Linked DNA regions of Homo sapiens: region 2 is linked to region 1. The links are chromatin loops, found by intact Hi-C in ENCODE. Cell type or tissue: endothelial cell of umbilical vein. All regions are shown on one strand. Links, peaks and the distances in the headings refer to the core of each region. The heading gives the core; the rest is flanking DNA. Region 1 overlaps TMEM140 (transmembrane protein 140). Region 2 overlaps AGBL3 (AGBL carboxypeptidase 3).

Evidence for each region. A loop is a pair of places that touch in the nucleus more often than their neighbours do. Peaks named below come from ENCODE experiments on the same cell type or tissue, not always from the same donor. Only the 100,000 strongest peaks of a DNase experiment are listed, where the experiment ranks them.
Region 2: a loop joins it to region 1, with 2.2 times the contacts of the local background. A loop is called at or near these places in 3 of 110 quality-filtered maps.

The regions. Positions count from the first base shown.
Region 1 is chr7:135,154,765-135,164,887 of GRCh38, forward strand. It overlaps TMEM140 (transmembrane protein 140), which reads left to right. Exons shown (of 2, transcript NM_018295.5): 2 at 9,654-10,123. The coding sequence starts at 9,678. It also overlaps a transcript of CYREN not described here. Among named protein-coding and RNA genes, the nearest start is that of CYREN, 11 kb to the right of the region's middle. RefSeq lists enhancers at 6,332-6,421, 6,502-6,551. In endothelial cell of umbilical vein, for the core only: no CTCF peak of the experiment used is centred there; DNase peaks (open chromatin) are centred at 5,577 and 6,427; H3K27ac peaks cover 2,276 bases.
Region 2 is chr7:135,092,274-135,102,396 of GRCh38, forward strand. All of the region lies in intron 15 of AGBL3 (AGBL carboxypeptidase 3), which reads left to right. It also overlaps a transcript of CYREN not described here. Among named protein-coding and RNA genes, the nearest start is that of TMEM140, 51 kb to the right of the region's middle. In endothelial cell of umbilical vein, for the core only: no CTCF peak of the experiment used is centred there; DNase peaks (open chromatin) are centred at 2,738 and 6,288; H3K27ac peaks cover 650 bases.

The sequences.
Region 1 (10,123 bases), core at 711-8,710:
TTACATGTGATCTATCTTGGAGAATGTTCCATGTGCTGACAAAAATAATGTATATTCTGTAGTTGTTGGGTAGAATGTTTTATAAGTCCATTTGGTCTAAAGTTCAATTTAAGTACAATGTTTCTTTGTTAATTTTCTGTCCCAATGATCTGTCTAGTGTTGTGAGTGGAGTGTTAAAAGTCCCCTACAGTTATTGTATTGCTGTCTACCTCTTTCTTTAGTGATATTTGTTTTGTTAATCTGGGTGCTTCAATGTTGGGTACATATATATTTAGGACTATTATATCGTCTTGCTGAATTTATCCCTACATCATTATACAATGACCTTATCTTTTTTCTTACTATTTTTAATTTAAAGTCATCTGTTTTATCAGATATAAGTATAGCTATGCCTGCTTGCTTTTGGTTTATAATTACATGGAATATCTTTTTCCACCCCTTTGTTTTCAGTCTATATGTCTTTATGGGTAAGGTTAGTTTCTTGTAAGCAGCATGGATCATGTTTTTTCATCCACTCTGCCAATCTGTATCTTTTAAGTGGAGCATTTAATCCATTTACATTCAAGGTTAATATGGATCTGTGAGACTTTGTTTCTGTTATATTGTTTATTGTTTTCAGGTTGTTTTATAGACTCTTTGTCTTTGCCTTTTTGACTTTGTGTTTTGATGAAACTCTGTCATGTTGCCATTTGATTCCTTTCTCTTCCTTTGTATGATTGTTTTATACAAACTATGAGTTTTATACTTCTGTATGTTTTTGTGATGGTGAATATCAACCTTTTGGCTGGGCATCGTGGCTCATGCCTTTAATCCCAGTGCTTTGGGATGCTAGGCAGGGGGATTAATTGATGCCAGGCAGGGGCATTAATTGATGGAAGGTGGTCAAGACCAACCGGGGCAAAATAGCAAGATCTTGTCTCTACAAAAAAATTAAAAATTAACCGGGCATGGTGGCACATGTCTGTATTTCTAGCTACTCAAAAGGCTGAGGCAGGAAGATTGCTTGAGCCCACGAGGTCAAGGCTGCAATGAACTGTGATTGCACTACTGTATTCCAGGTTGAGTGACAAAGCAAGACCCTCTATCAAAAATAATTAATTAAAAACACCATTCATTTCAGTGTTTAAGATCCTTTTGAGCATTTCCTGTAGTACCAGTCTAGTGGTGACAAATTCCCTCAGCATTTGCTTGTATGGGAAGGACTTTATTTCTCCTTTTATAAAGCTTATTCTGGCAGGATACAAAATTCTTGGCTGACAGACACACTGTTTTTTTTTTTCCCTTTAGCACTTTGAAAATGCCATCCCATTGTTTTCTGGCATGTAAGAATTCTGCTGAAAAGTCCTCAATTGGTCTGATGAGATTTGGGATTTCCTTTATAGGTGACTAGTCACTTTTGCTAATTTTAAAATTCTTTCTTTCACTTGACTTCAGACATTTTGAATATGCCATGGTGAGGTCCTTTTGCAATGTATTTTCCTGGGGATCACTGGGCCTCCTGTATCTGGATGTCTATTTCTTTAAATATGTTTTCTAAACTTTCTAATCTCTCTTCCCCCTCAGAAATACCAATAATTCATAAGTTCAGTTGCTTCTTGCAGTCCCAGACATCTCAAAGGCTTTATTCATTCTTTTTTATCCTTTTTTCCTCATTTTTGTCTGACTGGATTATTTCAAAAGTCCTGTCTTCGAGTTCTGAGATTCTTTCTTCTGCTTGGTGTAGTCTACTGTTGAAGTTTTTGAGCATATGGTGTATTTCCTTCAATGAATTTTTTAGTTCCAGAATTTCTGCTTGTTTTTATTTAAGATGTCTATCTCCTTGATAAATTTCTCATTTATATCCTGGATTAATTTTCTGATTTCTTTGTATTAGTTTTCAGATTTCTCTTGCACTTCATTGAGCTTCTTTAAAATCAATATTTTGAATTCTTTATCTAGCATTTTGAAGAATTCTCTTTGATTGGGATCTGCTGCTGCTGGACAGCTGTTGTGGTTCTTTGATGATTGTTACGGTTTGACTGTGTCCCCACCCAAATCTCAACTTGAATTGTAGCTCCCATAATTCCCACATGTTGTGAGAGGGGACGCCAGGGGAGGTAACTGAATCATGGGGGCTGGTCTTTCCCATGCTATTCTCGTGATAGTGAATAAGTCTCATGAGAACCGATGGGTTCATCAGGGTTTCTGCTTTTGCTTCCTCCTCATTTTCTCTTGCCACCACCATATAAGAAGTGTGTTTCACCTCCTGCCAGGATTCTGAGGCCTCCCTAGCCATGTGGAACTGTAAGTCCAATTAAACCTCTTTTTCTTCCCAGTCTCAGGTATGTCTTTATCAGCAGTGTGAAAATGGACTAATACAATGGTGTCATGTTTCTCTGCTTTTACATGTTTCCTGTATCCTTCCATTGATTTCTTTGCGTCTGGTGTAGCAGTTGCTTGTTCCAATTTTTTGAAATTGCTTTTATAAGGGAGAATTTTTTCCTGAGGATATATGCATGTTGTTAAGATGCTTTGACTTTGATTTTGGATGCCTGCAGTCGTGTGATCTTTCTATGACTTCTTCGGCATAGGGTCAGTGTTCTCTGTGATTTCCTCAGTGGGATAGAGTATGGTAATTAGCTGAGACTAAGTCCCCAGAAGTTTAGCTGGGACTTGGATGCCAACTGAGCAGCCTTTGGACCCCAGTGGTGGCAACAGTGGGGTAAGTGTGCCCTTTTTAGGCCCCACAGCAGCTTACGCTGCTCTGGTGGTTAGTGGGTCTTGGAGGGCTGATTCTTGGGCCTCCACATGGCTTGCTTAGAAGCTAGTAGTGGGAGTGGTGAGCCCAGTGTGTGGGCATGATCTCTAGCCCCTGAGCAGGTGGTGTCATGTGAGTGATGGCAGTAGCACTGTTGAAGCAGCCAACTGGGATCCAAGCAGTCCATGTTGGTGTTGCTGGAAGCTGTGATGGGTTGGGTGAGCTACTCCCCAGTCTCACAGCCACCTGTAGCAGGGTGGTGGGCACTGTTCTAAGTGTGCTTAGGAGAGCTTGGTCTTCCCTGTCCCTTTCCTACCAGGGTGGCAGCTGCAGCCACATTGCCTGATTGTTAATTCAGACTGGTTATGAATCAGCATTAAACTCTCAAAATGGTGCCAGCTGTGGGCTTGTGAACAGAGAAGGTGGGGCCCCTATCAGGTGAGCAGCATGGTCAAGAAGCTGTAGGGAGGGTGGTCTACTTGAGTCTCGGTCTCACAGCAACCCGTAGCAGGCACTGGGTATTGTCCTAGGTATGTGCGGGAGAGCATAGATTCCTTGTTTCTCCTTGACTGGGCAGCAGCTTCAGCCACATCAAGTTGAACTCAGCAAGAAGGTGGGGCACAGCCCAGCATTAAACTCTCAAAATGGCACCTTGGGCCTGTGACCAGGAGGGCAGGGGTCCCTCCAGGCAGGCAGCATGGGCAAGAAGCTGTAGGGAAGGCAGTCTGCTCACATTTCAGTCTCAACAGCAGCATGTTGCAGAGCAGTGGGTATTGACCTAGATGTGCATAGGACAGCCTGATTTCCCTGTTAATCCTTGGCTGGGTGGCAGCTACAGCTGCACCAGCCCAATCTCAGTTCCAGGGAGGGGTGCTGCCCAACATTAAACTCTCAAAATAGCACCTGGAGCCTGAGACCAGAGAGGGAGGAGCACCTCACAAGTAAGCAGCATTGGCAACAAGCTGTGGAACACACAGGATGGCCACATCTCGGTCTCACAGCAGCCCATGGCAGGGCAGGGGGTCTTGTCCTAGATATGTGTAGGATGGCCTGATTTCCCTATCCTTCCTTAGCCAAGAGGCAGCTACAGCCTCATCAGCCCAAACTCAGGCTGGGAGGGGAATGCAGCCCAGCATTAAACTCTCAAAATGCTACCTTGGGCCTGGGATCAGAGAGTGTCCCTCCCAGACAAGCAGTGTGGAAAAGAAGCTGTGGGGAGGGGTGTCTACTCACATCTGTCTCAATAGCAGCCCACAGCAGGGCAGCAGACCCTCCCAGGGGTGCATGGGAGCACCTGCTCTCCCGTCTCCCTCCTTGAAGCAGCTCGGCAGCAAGAGCCATGTCTGTAGAGTCCCAGTATCTAGGCTCTCAAAATGGCACCCTGCTGAGGCTGCTCCAGGTTCAGATGCATGTGAGATTTTGTATTGGTTTCCTTTCTGGAGCAATGCCTCTGTGCAATGTTTAGGCAGCTCCGAATGTCAGGCCCAGGCCCTGGCCCAGTGGGTCGAGGTTTCCTTCCGTGGCCAAGATTATAAAAGTTTGTTTTGGAGCCCTAGGGGGTTCTCTCTTACTGTTTCCCCACATCAGGAGCCTCTCCCGACTCTCAGTCGGTTCCCAGCTGGGCAAGCTGCCTCGAATCCTCTCCTTACTTCTCATGTTTCCCATATCTTTTCTGGTTTATCCTAGCATTCTCTCCTAGACAATCTGTTCAAAATGGATCCACTTACTATTCTGGTTTCTCACCATGGTGGAGGCACATACTACCTGTGTTTAGATAGCCATCTTGATCCTTTCGAAAATTTACTCTTTCAATAAGAACCTGACAAATACATAATTTAGAATTAAATGATACAATATTTGTGTCTCTTTCAGCCGCCATCCCATTCTCCCTTATTAGTATGAAAATGTTAGAGGTGCTTAAACCAACAAAAAAGCTGCCTTAAATTAATCTCCTGAGAATACTTTCCTTCTATTTCCCTAACTAGGAATTTGTATCGCCTTTAAGCAGAAATCATCTCCCTCCTAAGGCCCTGCTCAGGCTGTAACTCTTGAGTGACAGTGGTCAAGTTACATGCTGACCTGGAATCTAAATCTGCATCTTGTTCCAGAGGACCTAGTGCAGCAAAGCATTATACTTTACTGTCACAACTAAGATGGCAAAAGGCTAACAGCCTTTATTTTTAAAGGGTTCATACAGACCAACAAACAAAAACTGAAACTCAAAATTATTTTTAAAATAGCAAAAGAACTGACAGCACTTCACAAAAGAAGAAATACAGATGGTCAACAAACACTTGAAAATGTTAAACTTTACTTATTATGAAGAAAAACTATCAATGATTCATCATTTGTCATTATCAAAGAATAAAAGACTCAAGAATATGCAATACTGGGGAGGATGGGATGAGACAGGCACTCTCTGAAACTGCTGGTGGAAACATAAGTTGATTCACAAAAATATTCACCATAGCATTCATAGCATTATAAAATAATGTTACAAAGCATCTATGTATAAACTATAAACTATGATACAGCTATATGCAGCCCTTAATGTTTAGGAACCATTTCTAGTTCACATAGAATGATGTTCACAAAGTGGGATACAAACATATATATTTATGTAATCCCAACAGTGTAAAACAATAGTGTAAAAAGAAGTGTGCTGTTCAGAGTGGTTATTTCTACGACCTGAAGTATAGATGACTTTTAGTCTTTTCTCTGCACTTTCATGTATTTTCTAGTTTCCTACAATCAGCATGTGTTATTATAAACAGGAAAAGGTTTATCTAAAAATGGCCACAGTGACTCAGCAGTCTCCCCTTTGCCCTCTGAAGGAAACACTGGCTTATCATTAAAGGACATTTAAAAGCTCATTGTGGTGGAAGTGTCATTACCAGGATTGTTTAAGAAAAGAAAAACAAAAACCAGGGAAGGCCCATGGGGAAGTAGAGAAGAGTGTCATGGGGTTTCCAACCAAAGATCCATATGCTGTCACTGCAAAATGTTTAGGGAAAGAAGCGAGGACTGACTTCCACCCTCTCCATACACAAGTTCCTGAATTCTGTCCATAGTTCAACAGAAAGCATGGATGGGCCATGCCAGCACTGTGCTGAGCATGCATACGACATTAAACACAACCCTCCCTCAGGCAGCTCTGCTGTCCTAAGATGTGTAACCAGGATTCGTACATGAAAGAACTCAGGGAGCCTATGTAGCATTTTCATTCGCTCATTTAAAAAAAAAAAACAAAAAAAAGAGCCCCTACTGTGTATCAAAATAACAAAACTGAAGACTGTTCCTCAGAGACATGACACTAGAGTGGAGAATAAATCCTAATTTATAGCTAAACCAGAGTGTGGGCTGAAGGAGCCCAGGAATGCTCTTGCTGCATGGATCAGATTTAGAGAAGCAGAAAGTAGAGTAGGACTCTAGGAGCTGGGGGGTGGCTGAGGATGGGCAGATGGGAATGTATTCATACACAGCCTGAGCAGCTGAGCAGGTGCTGGACTGCACAAGGCAAGAGGGGAAGCTGGGCCTCACCAGAGAATTCCAAGTTCAAGTTCCAAGTCGCACCAGATGATGGCGAGCCTCATAAGAGCTGGGACTGAATATAAAAAGGTGAGAGGCCACCACCTTCTCCACATGCCTGGTCCTGGGCTTCTTGGCTCGTTTTGTTTTGCTCTACATTAAAAGGTCAGTTGAGAGAAAATGAGGAAGTCAAAACAAAGGCTCCTGGCGTCTGGCAGGAGCTGCCGCAAGGTGGCTGATGCAATCTCCCCGAGGAGCCACATTAATTTTTAAAAAGGCAGCTGTTTTCAAAGCAAAACGTTTAATAATTTTTTTTGGAACCCCAGTGTAACAGAATTCAAATGGGAAAAGTGAGAGGGAGTGTTTAAACAAAGGCATCCCCAAGTCCCTTCCCAGTTGGTCCTGAACAATGGAGGAGGTCAAACCTTCTTTTCCACAGCATGATGGTATAAATCAGGGAAGTCCTGGAAATCTATTCCACACCCTAAAATACCCAAACCCATTAAAAGCACAGATATAGGCTTTTACAAACATTTACTAAATAAGCAAAACCATACAAAATATGTTCCCGTCGGCAATTTTTCCCATACCATGGACTCAAATGGTTAAAACTCCTTATCATCCCAGACTAATGCCACCTTTTCAATTCCCAATAATTCCTTCCGTAACAAGCATCATTGCTCCAAGAATCTCTCAACTACATTCAAACCCGAGTCTTCAGACCCTTGGCCCTCTGGGACCTCCAGAGCCTTTGACAGTGCCACCCAAGGCAGCAGCCAGGGCTTCTGCTGGGACAGCCCCTCACTCCTCCACTCTGACTGTCCCCACTGGGCTTCTCTGGAGCAGAAGCCACGGGCAGAACTGGGCAGACTGCCCAGTGCTGCTGAGTCCAGAGAAGCGGCATCTGAGGGGAGGCGGTGGCAGTGTGGACCCCACCCTTACTGTATTCACAGGCCCCAGCTCTCCATCAGCCAGCCTGCCCAGGTCTCTGCCAAAGAAGTCGCTGGTCAATCTTCATTCTCATTTTTGGCATACACCTAGGTCCTTTGAATGGAGCTGCCCTCTCTCTCAGCCTGTTCCATGTTCTTTATTTTCCCCACTTGGTCCCTTTCTGTAACAAATGCAGTGTGTAGAATGAGACAGACCTTCCAGTCAGCTCTGGGAAAGAGGAGGGAGCTGTTCCCCCAGAGGGGTCCCCTCAGAAACTGATCATCAGGGCTGTGTAGCCTTCAGGTCCCTTCCCAGGGCCACGACTCATTTTGCTGCTGAACACCACCTGGGACTCCCTGCTGGGGCTTCCAGGAGGCCATTTGGTATCATGGCCCCAGTACCTTGTGCCTCACAAAGCTTGAAGCTCTGTGTTCCTAGTCACTTCCTGGTGAATGCTGTTGTATTAGTCCATTTTCATACTGCTATGAAGAGATACCCAGTAATTTGAAAAGAAAAAGAGGTTTAATGGACTCATAGTTCCACATGGTTAGGGAGGCCTCACAATCATGGTGAAAGGCAAAGGAAGAGCAAAAGCACATCTTACATGGCAGCAGGCAAGAGAACATGTGCAGGGGAAATGCCCTTTATAAAACCATCAGATATCATGAGACTCACTACCATGAGTACAGTATGGGGGAAACCCACCCCCATGATCCAATTACCTCCCACTGGGTCCCTCCCACAATGTGGGGATTATGGGAGCTATAATTCAAGATGAGATTTGGGTAGGGACACAGCCAAACCATATCAGCCGAAACTTATCCCATACTGGAAAATACACATATGTAAAATACAGTGTGCAGACCACTGTTTCAGAGACCAACTGGACAAAGCCCTTCTGATTTAAAACGGAGTGAAAAGAATTTTTTAAAAGAGTATAACAAAGTGGGCACTTTTATATACAATTAGAGGGACTATGATTAGCAAATTTTCTGTAGGCCAGTTAGGCAGTATTTAGCAAGATCACTAAAAGATATTTCTACCCTTGATCCAATGATTGCACTTATAGGTAGATCACCTGAGAAAAATCAGATTCCAAACACGATTCACACAGCGTCTTCACTTATAATGGTGAAAAGTGGAAACAATTTGTCTAGTAATAGTGTAATGGATGATCCCACATGAACTATTGCACAGCCATTGATCATGTTTTTGAAGAATATTTAACAGCTTTGAAAAATGTTTACTAAATCTAGTGAAAAAACATTACATTCAACATCATGATTATGTAAAAATACATCAGTACAGGAAGAAAATATTGGTAGAATATTAACAGTGGTTTTATGTGTATGATGGGATAAAAGGTTATCTTTTTTATTATTATTTTTAAAATATCTTCTGGCCAGGCATGGTGGCTCATGCCTGTAATCCCAGCACTTTGGGAGGCCAAGGTGGGTGGATCATTTGAGGTCAGGAGTTCAATCAAGACCAGCCTGGCCAACATGGTGAAACCCATCTCTACCAAAAATACAAAAATTAGCCAGGCATGGTGGCGGGTGCCTGTAGTCCCAGCTACTCGGGAGGCTGAGGCAGGAGACTTGCTTGACCCCGGGAGGCAGAGATTGCAGTGAGCCAAGATCGCACCACTGCACTCCAGCCTGGGTGACAGAGTGAGGCTCCATCTCAAAAACAAACAAACAAACAAAAACGTCTAAGTTTTCTATAATTCATACTACCATTGTCAGGAAAAAATATGTATTAGTTTTTAAAGTAATGAGTATATGATGGGATTTCATCACCAGGTGACATCTTGTCTTGACCCAGTAATGAGTTCCCAGAGCACTGCAGGTAAAATCAGAGTGGGTGTGTCAGTGGTCCTTGACCCAGGCTCACCTTCGAATGAGCTTCAGAGCTTCAGAAACACACCAGTGCCCAGCCCGAAGCACATAAGTTGAGCTCTGATTGATCTGTGGCCCAGCAATGGGTAGTTCTTACAGCTCCCCAGGTGGTTGTCTTGGCAGCTGTGGTGAAAACCAATAGCTTCCTCCACCTTCAGGTCTCCATTAAGGGTGGGCCTTGCCCTTCACCTCAGTCAAAACCCACCTTCAAAAAAGATCTGAGAAATCCCCTCACTAATGTTTCCAATGGCTTGTTGTATTTGGACTGGAGCAAAGCCTTTGGCTAAAGAGCACTTCACTCAGTTTAAGATGTTTCACACTTTCAAAGCTGCTTGGGAGAGACTTTTCCTCCTGACCTCAAATCAGAGGGCAGCTAATGACTTATTTGCAAATAGGTCCTGGCAGGAGGTTACCTCAGACTTCTGGTCCTTGGTGGAGGGCAGGGTAGGAGGGAAACTTGCCATGAGTTTGTAAGAAATGCCAAAGGGAGAACATGAGCTTGTCTGGACACAGGGAACAAGCAAGGGAGAGATGGACTGACTGCTGTGACTTCCCCGCAGGTCCCCCGGCAGAGGGCAGTAGAGATGGCCGGCCCAAGGCCTCGGTGGCGCGACCAGCTGCTGTTCATGAGCATCATAGTCCTCGTGATTGTGGTCATCTGCCTGATGTTTTACGCTCTTCTCTGGGAGGCTGGCAACCTCACTGACCTGCCCAACCTGAGAATCGGCTTCTATAACTTCTGCCTGTGGAATGAGGACACCAGCACCCTACAGTGTCACCAGTTCCCTGAGCTGGAAGCCCTGGGGGTGCCTCGGGTTGGCCTGGGCCTGGCCAGGCTTGGCGTGTACGGGTCCCTGGTCCTCACCCTCTTTGCCCCCCAGCCTCTCCTCCTAGCCCAGTGCAACAGTGATGAGAGAGCGTGGCGGCTGGCAGTGGGCTTCCTGGCTGTGTCCTCTGTGCTGCTGGCAGGCGGCCTGGGCCTCTTCCTCTCCTATGTGTGGAAGTGGGTCAGGCTCTCCCTCCCGGGGCC
Region 2 (10,123 bases), core at 1,423-9,422, 62 kb before region 1:
ATTACAAAATAATTCCAGAAGTATAAATCTGAACATTCATTGGTATATTTTTATTCTGAATATAGCTACATAAAATTTTGTTGTCAACATTTTTTTCAAATCTTGGTTTATTTGAGGTTTAATCATCCTGAAACTATTCTATGGTTTATCCACTCTCTTATATTCAACCTTTGTTACATAATCTTTCCATTGTTGTTCATGTTCTTTTAAAAATCTGATGTTTCTCTGCTTCCCAGAAGTCCCAACTTGTAATAGTAAGTGGTTGTGCCAGACACTTGGGTACAATGGTAAATAAAATATAGCAGAGTGGGTGACAAGTAAATAGACATAGTAATATGAAACAAATGCTACTTATTGTGTTATGGGGTTACATCGGAGTTGTTTGTGGGTAGGAGCAAATCAGAAAAGGTTTCTCAGAAAAGGTAATTGTTAAGATTTCAGGGGCCAAATAAATTGAACTTTTTTTTTAACCAACTTCTATATCTATTAAGAATTAGAATGAAAAAGTAAGAGAAAATACTAGCAAACCAAAAGGGATTATACACAATGACCAAATAGGATTTATCCCAGAAATGCAAGGTTAGTTTAGCATACGAAATTATGAAAATTAAACAATATAATATACCATGTTAATAGAATATAAAGAAAAAGGCACATGGTCATCTCAATAGATGCAGAAAAAGTATCTGGCAAAATCCAACATTCTTTCATGATTAAAAAAGAGACACTCAACAAATTAGGAAAGATAGAATCTTCCTCTACTAAAAAAAAAAAAGCCATCTTCAAAAATCCTGCAGCTAATGTCATAGTTGGTAGTGCAAGACTAAATGCTTTTCTCCCTGAGACCTGGAACAAGACAGGGATATTCACTCTCAACACTTCTATTCAACATTATAATGAAGGCTTCAGCCGGGCAATAAGGCAAGAAAAAAAAAAAGGCATCCAAATTAGAAAGAAAAAAGCGAAGCCATTTCTATTTGTAGGATATATGTTCTTGTATATAGAAAATCCGAAGGAACACACACACACACATACACACGCCACACTATTAGCACTAATAAATGAGTTCAACAAGGTTGCAGGATAAAAGATCAATAGGCAAAAATCAGTTGTAATGAATGAACTGTATGGTATGTGAATTACATCTCAAAAACCTGTTATAAAAATCAATTGTATCTCTATACACTAGCAATGAACATTTAAAAAATGAAATTAAGAAAACAATTCCATTTACATTAGCATCAAAAAGAACAAAATACTTAGGAATAAATTTTACAAAAGAAGTACAAGACTTATAAACTGAAAACTACAAAAAACACAGTTGAACTGTATTAAAGAAGCTTTAAATAAATGGCAAGATAACTCTGGTCATGGATCAGAAGATTTAATATTGCTAGATGGCAATACTCCTCAAATTGATAGATTCAGTGCAATCCCTATCAAAATGTCAGCTACCTTTTGTGCAGAAACTAACAAACCAAATCTGAAATTTATATGGAAATACAAGGGACCCAGAATAACCAAAGCAATTTTGATAAAGAACAATGTTTAAGGATTCCTGATTTCAAAACTGACTACCAAGCTATAGTAATTGAGACTGTGTGGTACTGGCCTAAGGGTAAACATATAGATAAATGAAATAGGATTGAAAATATGTAAATAAACCTTTATATATATTTCAATTGATTTTTCAACAAAGATGCCAGGACAATTGGATGGGGAAAAAAAATAGTCTTTTCAGCAAATGGTACTGGGACAACTGGATATCCACATGCAAAAGAATGAAGTTGGCCGTGTTCCTTATACCATACACTAAAAATAATAAAAAATGGATCACAGAAACAAATGTAGGAGTTAAAACTACTCTTAGAAGAAAATATAGACTTACTATTTAAACAGATAATAAGGGGCCTTCTCGTTTTAGCTGCAACATGAATAATGCTTGAAAGTCAACATTCCTGTCCTTACAACAACAAAAAAGCTGAACAAACTAAAAATCAGCAACTTATTGGATCCATCAGAGAACTGAGGCTGACAAGTAAACTACTACCCTGAAATCTGAAGAGACAGACGAATCCAGGGAGTCACTGCTGAGATCTGCTTGTCTGAGGCAGAAGCTGCTAGAATCATAAACTGGTAGGAACACTTAAACAGTGATTTTAACAAATTGCCAGAGGCTGAGTGCGCACTAGCTTGAAAGTGAGAAACTCCTGGTGGCCATAGTCTTGTCTGGAGCTTCATTTTTGTGGACTTTATCTTCAGGAATCCCACCAGGTTCTCATAGAGCCAAGAAAGACCTCTTAGTTGCTCTGGAAAGGGGAGAAGAAGAGTAAACATTGTGAAATACACCCAGAGCATTCTCCGTAACAAGGGCCTACTCTCTTAGGGTGTTAACTCTAAAAGGAGAAAATCAATAGGTTAGAGACAAATGAAGCATTTATTCAGAATAGGAATTGCAACCTGGGTAGTAGTCAGAGACCATACCACCCAAGAGGAGCAAGAGGCCTTACATTTATAGGAATTTATTCAGATTACATAAGTTGTTTGTCAGATTTTTCATTGGTTTACCAAACAAAGAAGGCTTTAATCATTAGTAGAATGGTGCATTTGCAACAGCTGGCAAGGAAAAATTATATACAGAATCCCTTAAAGACTGGGATCAGTTTCCTTGTATTGTTGAGAGCACAGATGTTTGCAAAGGAACTTGGTTTTCATAGTTCCCTTGTTGGTCTCACAGTTCATCAGCAGTTCAACATGGAGTAAGTAGCCCAAGATAGAGTCACTCATGTTAAGCCTGGAACTCTGCTAAGTTCACAAGGTGAACAGTCTTTACCAGAACCTTATCCTATTTTCGGGGAGGGATATTTCTGCAACTCCAGCCTCCTCTAGTCTTCCTGTCTCACTGGAGGGTTGGAGGAAGAAAAGCTAAGAAACACTTATTAAGGTCATAGCCCAGGAACACAGGCCCACTTAGACTGAGATTTAAAAATAAGTTTATAGGATACTTCCTCTCCCCCATACCTTACCACCACACCAACATGACTCCAGTATAATAACAGTGGTTTACAGCTGATAAAGCAGCAAGAAAGACAGATTCTATCTGATAAGTCGTTCTTTGGAAATCCTAAAGACAACAGGAGAGACAAAAACAAATATCCTAGAGGAATTCCAAGCCTTTGATACTAGTGGCTACAGCAAACATTAAACAGTCCAATTCCTTGTCAGATTAATATAAAACCCCATAGTAAAGGCCTATTAACTTCAGTTTTTGTTACCCACTGTCCTGTGACCAACAAAAGATTTTAAAGCATTTTAAAAGGCAAGAAAATACAAAAGCCATATGTTATCTTTGCTTTCAGTTCCCCAAAATAGAAAATGGAAGCAACACTGTTTTTTGTGCTAATTGGATACATCATAGATTACCCACCATTCAAAGTCACTGTCACTTTTTTTCCCCTTGACTGCTGATGTTGGCAACCATGATTTTTGCTGCTCACAATAATGGATCATCCAGGGGAGCATCACTCTGAGTGGACGGGGGTACTGAAGTGCAACTTAAGTGTGTTGCAATCTGGAGTGCTAACAATTCATCTTTGGGCAGGACACAGTGGCTCACGCCTGTAATCCCAGCACTTTGGGAGGCTGAGGCAGGCAGATCACCTGAGGTCAGGAGTTCAAGATCAGCCTGGCCAACATGGTGAAACCCTGTCTCTACTAAAACTACAAAAATCAGCTGGGTGTAGTTCCACATACCTGTAGTCCCACCTACTTGGGAAACTGAGGCAGGAGAATTGCTTGAACCTGGGAGGCGGAGGTTGCAGTGAGCTGAGATCATGCCACTGCACTCCAGGCTGGGTGACAGAGACAGACTCTCTCTCAAAAAAAAAAAATTAATCTTTGACTTTACCTGTGAGTTAACTGTTTTGCTTACATTGAGATAGCACTAACTTAATTTCAGTGTTGTGTATATTGGGATCATGTTTCCTAAGAGTTCAGACAATGAAAAGAGAATGAGTATAATACCAATGCCAGCATGGCCCAAATGTCACCAAAAAAGAAAAAGAGGAAAGAAAGAAAGAAAGAGAGAGACAGACAGACAGACAGACAGAGAAGGAAGGAAGGGAGGGAGGGAGGAAGGAAGGAAAGAAAGAAAGAAAGAGATATATATGGCTATTCTTTTAATGACTCGTGGAAGAACATATACAACTAGGAAGATACCCAAAATAGAACATCACCAAAAAAGAAAAAGAGAAAAAAACAAAAAGAAAAAGAAAGAAAGAAAGAAAGATAGATAGATAGATAGATAGATACATAGATAGATAGATAGATAGATAGATAGATAGATAGATAGGGCTATTCTTTTAATGACTGGTGGAAGAACTTATACAACTAGGAAGATACCCAAAATAGAACATCACCAAAAAAGAAAAAGAGGGAAGAAAGAAAGAGAAGAAAGAAAGAGAAAGAATGAAAGAAAGAAAGAAAGAAAGAAAGAAAGAAAGAAAGAAAGAAAGAAAGAAAAAGGGAAGAAGGAAGGACATACATGGCTATTCTTTTAATGACTGGCGGAAGAACATATACAACTAGGAAGATACGCAAAATAGAGCATATGACAAAATATGCAGAAAAGAATTTGGGATTGTGCATTATAAAGGAAAGGATGTGAAAGCACATATGAAGACTGAATCTCAGGAGTCCTGGAAGAGACAAGCAAGTACTTCTAAATCAATTGAAAGTGTTTTTATGACCCAAGAAGATACCAATGCTCAGTTGAACATAATAACTGGTGAATTTGCTTGGGCATACCACCCAAATGAATGCTTATCACATCAACAAATGAATGCTTATCACATCATTCATTCCCTTGATTGCTTGATGAAACAAAGTAAAATTACATTTCCTGGTTCAAAGGTTACGACTAAAATATCCCGTCGGTCAACAAAGGGAAAATTTTGTAAAAGATGTGTTGGCCTCTTAAAGGGTAGAGCTCATTTTGTCAGATCTTACCAACAATAATGTTTTCTACAGTGTATCAAGTGATACACTGAATCATGGCAACAAAAGAAAAAATCCCCATGGCTTTTAGGTACTTTGATTTGAAAAGTGAGGTTTCAAATAATCTTGATTTCTATGAATATTTTAATGAAACCAAAGAAAACATAAAACCAAATATTGCTAGCTAATATTTTGTCCAAAAACTAACTAGACTTTGCTCATCAATCTGCATTATTGGCAATGAAAATGTAAATTTTGGCATGTTTCATTCAGTCTGTGAACTTCTTATCAAAGAAAATGAAAAGATCTTACCCACTAAATGTCTTCCATATGTTGTACTGTGAAGGGTATGATTTGCTAGCCTGTGACATTGAGGCTTTTATAATAAAAGTTTGGGGTCACTTTTTAATTTCCTGAAAACATACAGAAGCACTGAATGAGACTTCTGACTTTATGGAAATGGAAGAAGATATCCTCCTTAGACATGTACCTGAGTTATTTGATATTATATGTAGGTTGTGACAAAGACGTGTATGGTAAAAAATGACATTTGGGAAGAAATAAGACTGACTCAGAACTCAAAAATATGTCACCAGAAAGGAGCATACAAGTTAAACAGTACTAAAATTATAATTTATTTGTAATCTATGCTCAGTTTAAGTTCAGATTACCTCAGTGCTTTAAAAACATTTTCCCTGAGAAAGAGAAGTTTAACTTATAATGACATTCAATGTGCTTTAGATAATCTATCTATAAACAGGATATTTTAGATATGGAGACCCTACATGATGAATTTATAGATGCAAAGGGCCTAAATGACAAACAGTTAGTCTACCAAAATAGGTCTACAGATACAAAGTGAGTGGACAGTTTTGAAAAGCTGGAAACCAATTCCTACAAGTCTAAATACCTGCCGTTGCTAATAAGTAAAGTCTAAATACAGTCATCCCTTTGTATCATGGAGGATTGTTTCCAGGATCTCCTACAGATACCAAAATCTGCATATGCTCAAGTCCTGTTGTAAAATGGCATAGTGTTTGCATATAACCTATGCATATCCTCCAGTATGCTTTAAGTCATCTCTAGATTACTTATAATACCTGATACAATGTGAATGCTATGTAAAAAGTTGTAAGACTATATTGTTTAGGGAATGATGACAAGGAAAAAAGTCTGCACGTGTTTGGTACAGATGCATTTTTTTCCTAAATATTTTCCATCCTCAGTTGGTTAAATCCACGGATGTGGAGCCCACACAAACAATGCCAACTGTATTCCATGCTGAAAACATTTTTGTTGACAGGATATCTAACTTGATGTCATTGCATTGGAATGATACCAGGAGCAGTGTAATGTGGGCTTGATAAGAGCAGATCTGAAAGTCAAAGGGAATTTCGCATTTAAGTGAGAATACACTGTTTAATCACTACATCAAAGAAAGATATCTCAAAGGCTGCAGGCAGTTCAGAGAAGTATTATTGGAAAAAGAAACAGGAAGAGCAAAAATATCCTACTTTATCATGGGACACTAAGAAATATGTCATTGTTAGTTTTTAATAAATATTTACATTGATCTTTTAAAAGGTCTTATCTATAACCTAAGAATATACAATAATAATATGACATATAAAACTTAAATATCCACTAAAGAGCTAAAATGTGTATCAGAGGAGAGAAACATTATAAAAAAATTACTTTTCTCACACATACTATTAATCTGTTCTACTATTACTACTAATTGCCACTGTTAACTAGTCCTGTTGTTGTTTTGCCTAATCACCTGTATGTAACAGCAAAGTAAATAATATAGAATAATAAAAATGTTAAACACTTTTCATATTTCATTTTAAAATAATATGTGTATGTAATTATTATATGTTAGACTATTTTTTGGTCTGGTATATCTGTGTCCTAGATTGGCTCTAAAAATGTTGGTTACCTTAGTGTACCTGTCACTGTCTTTCATAGATCCTAACATAGATAAATTCAGTTCTGGAATGTTTAACATTTATTAGATAGATTAGGTATTTATATTGTTTGCTGTTCTCTTGAAACAGTTTAATTTAAAGGCTTCCAGGGGAAATATGTATGCATATATTTTGTGTGTCTGAATGAAACAATGGTAGGTTAATTGAAGATAAGCTCAATTAAACTAGCCATTAAATATATGAAGTAATTGTCAAGAAAGTTAAAAATTAAGTTTTATTGATTTTTAAGACCTAACTTCAGATATTTTATGGTATATTCTCTTTTTTAGTGAAAATACCTGAACGAGCCCCTTCTTGGCTTCTAAAAAAATATTTGAGGTAGGAGAACTGTACTTGATTTCTTCTACCTGACTACCTTACACCTTTTCCTCTGTCTTATAAGATTTTGATTTTGAATTAAAGCAACAGGTAAAAGTGACTTTTTGGATAACCATTGCTAATCAGATGTCTCCTCATATTCTACATAGTATCTGTGACTAGGTCAGTTTTATACACAGTGCCCCACAAGATGTGTTTTAGCAGGTTCTGGGAAGATTTCGCTATCCCCAGACTACCCCAATAGATGCTTTAAAATCTAGTTAGATATTTATTTCTGTGCATTTAGCATTGTATTGTCTGAGTTTCTCTTTTTTTTTTTTTTTTTTTTTTTGAGATGGAGTCTCGGTCTGTCGCCCAGGCTGGAGTGCAGTGGCATGATCTCAGCTCACTGCAAGCTCCGCCTCCCAGGTTCACGCCATTCTCCTGCCTCAGCCTCCCGAGTAGCTGGAACTACAGGCACCCGCCACCATACCTGGCTAATTTTTGTATTTTTAGTAGAGATGGGGTTTCACCGTGTTAACCAGGATGGTCTCGATCTCCCGACCTCGTGATCTGCCTACCTCAACCTCCCAAAATGCTGGGATTACAGGCGTGAGCCACTGCACCCGAGTTTCTCTTTAAAAAAAAAAAAAACACTGGTGGCATAAGATAATTATCTAGCACTTTAGAATGAATGACAATCAAATGCTTTACTATCCATTGCAGCAACTGGAGCACTGGTCATGGGGGGATAAAACTAATACTAAAAACTGGAGAAAGAAGAGAATGGGAAGTCAAATATAACAGACAAACTTTATAGTTTTGTCTAAACCAGTAATTATTATATCTCTATCACCCTTGGCAAGTTTCCCCTTACTTAGGAATAATATAAACAACTGTCTGGATGGTGGAATAGGTAACCATAGGTAAGTATTTGAGAACCAACTAGATTTGTACAACAGAGAGACCATGGTATATCCTCTCTTCCTTCCTGGCTTCTCTTCTAAGAACTCAGTTTCTGTTAAATAAAATGGGTTCTGATGAAAGATGTAGACTCTCTTGCCCCAGAAATATAGAAATTTAGGTAAGAGACCAACATGTAAAGCATCTTTGGGCCTACTTTCACTTGGATCTAGAATTGGTTATTTTAAACTGACTTAATTTTTTAAAATGTATTATTTATCATGTCTTATGGAAAGAAATAAAATGATATATCAAGACAAAAGAAGGTAATAGAAAAAGTACTGCAGTTAGAAGATGTGAATGCTACACCCACCTCTGCCCCTTACTAGTTATGTGATCTTGAGCAAATAGCTTAACCTCTCTGATTCCCCTTATGTAACATGGGAATAACATTGGCCATCCTGCCTACATCATGAGACTGATCAGAGCACCAAGTATGATAGTGTATTAAAAGACTTTGCATACCCTGAGGTGTAATATGCAAATATAACATGGCTATTACATTACTCTTACATGAGTAGCTTACTGTTGACAATGAAATCAGAGGACCCAATTTTTTTCATCTCCCAAAGTATGACTCAGAGTCATAGCAAAGACCAACACAAACATTTTTTAGAAATCAGTGAGAGGCCAATCTAGGAAAAAAATTCCCCTCAAGGGAACTGATTTGTATGGAAACTGTTTCAAAGTGACATCCCTGCAGTCTCCTATGGGCAAACAAACTTCTACTTGGACTGAGAAGACAAGGATACCAACAGAAGGTTGTTACTTGTTTTTATTGTTTAAGATTTTCATGCATACAAAGATGGTTTTCACTATATCATCATTAACATATCCTATGAAACTTGGATTATGGGAACTACTTTTGTAAAAGGATGAGATTGATAGCTATTTTAGTCCTGTCTGTGAAAAATACTTGCTTTATTTAATTTGTATATGAGTTGAATATAGAAGGAAATTATTTCAGTTTAATATAGCCTTAAAAAAAAAACTTAATTGCTGTATTCCTAATACCTTCCTGTTACTTGATGCCTTTCATCCTCACCACCACCCGCCAAGAAAATAAAAAGACATTCTGGTCACTTCTGCTTCCTAGACATGGGGTTTTCAGTTGAAAACCATCTTTTACTTCATCACTCTTTAGAGTGGCCCTTAACTAATTGAAGACTAATATAGTTCATAGTTTCTGTCTTGGGATATTTCTATACTGAAGTGCCCAACAGAAGGGCAGAAAAGATTGGCCCAGCCTTGATTCCATCATGGTTGATATGGTTTGCCTGTGTCCCCACCCAAATCTCATCTTCAATTATAGCTCCCATAATTCCCACATGTTGTGGGAGGGATTCCATGAGAGATAATTGAATCATGGAGGCGGCGTCCCCCATGCTGTCCTCATGATAGTAAATAAGTCTCACGAGATCCGTTGGTTTTATAAGGGGTTTCCGCTTTCGCTTTGCTCTCATTCTCTCTTGCCTGCTTCCATGTAAGACGTGCCTTTTGCCTTCCACCATGATCGTGAGGCCTCCCTAGCCACATAGAATCGTGATTCCATTAAACCTCTTTTCCTTTATAAATTACCCAGTCTGGAGAATGTCTTTATCAGCAGCATAAAAACAGACTAATACAATGGTAATTCATGTTAGTTTAAATTATAGTAAGTAAGGCTAAAGTCAAATTCACCGCTCCAAATCTGTGATTACTTAAATATTATCTGCTGAGCTTCAATGGAACATAAAGTTTCTTCATTAGGTCTAAAAATTGGACTACCATGGAAATTATACTTATATTTTCTTCTGTTTCTGGAATGAATTGACATTTTTAGTTTACCTTCCCTAAAGTGTTTTATAAAAAACAGTCATTCTATTCATTAATTCTTAAAA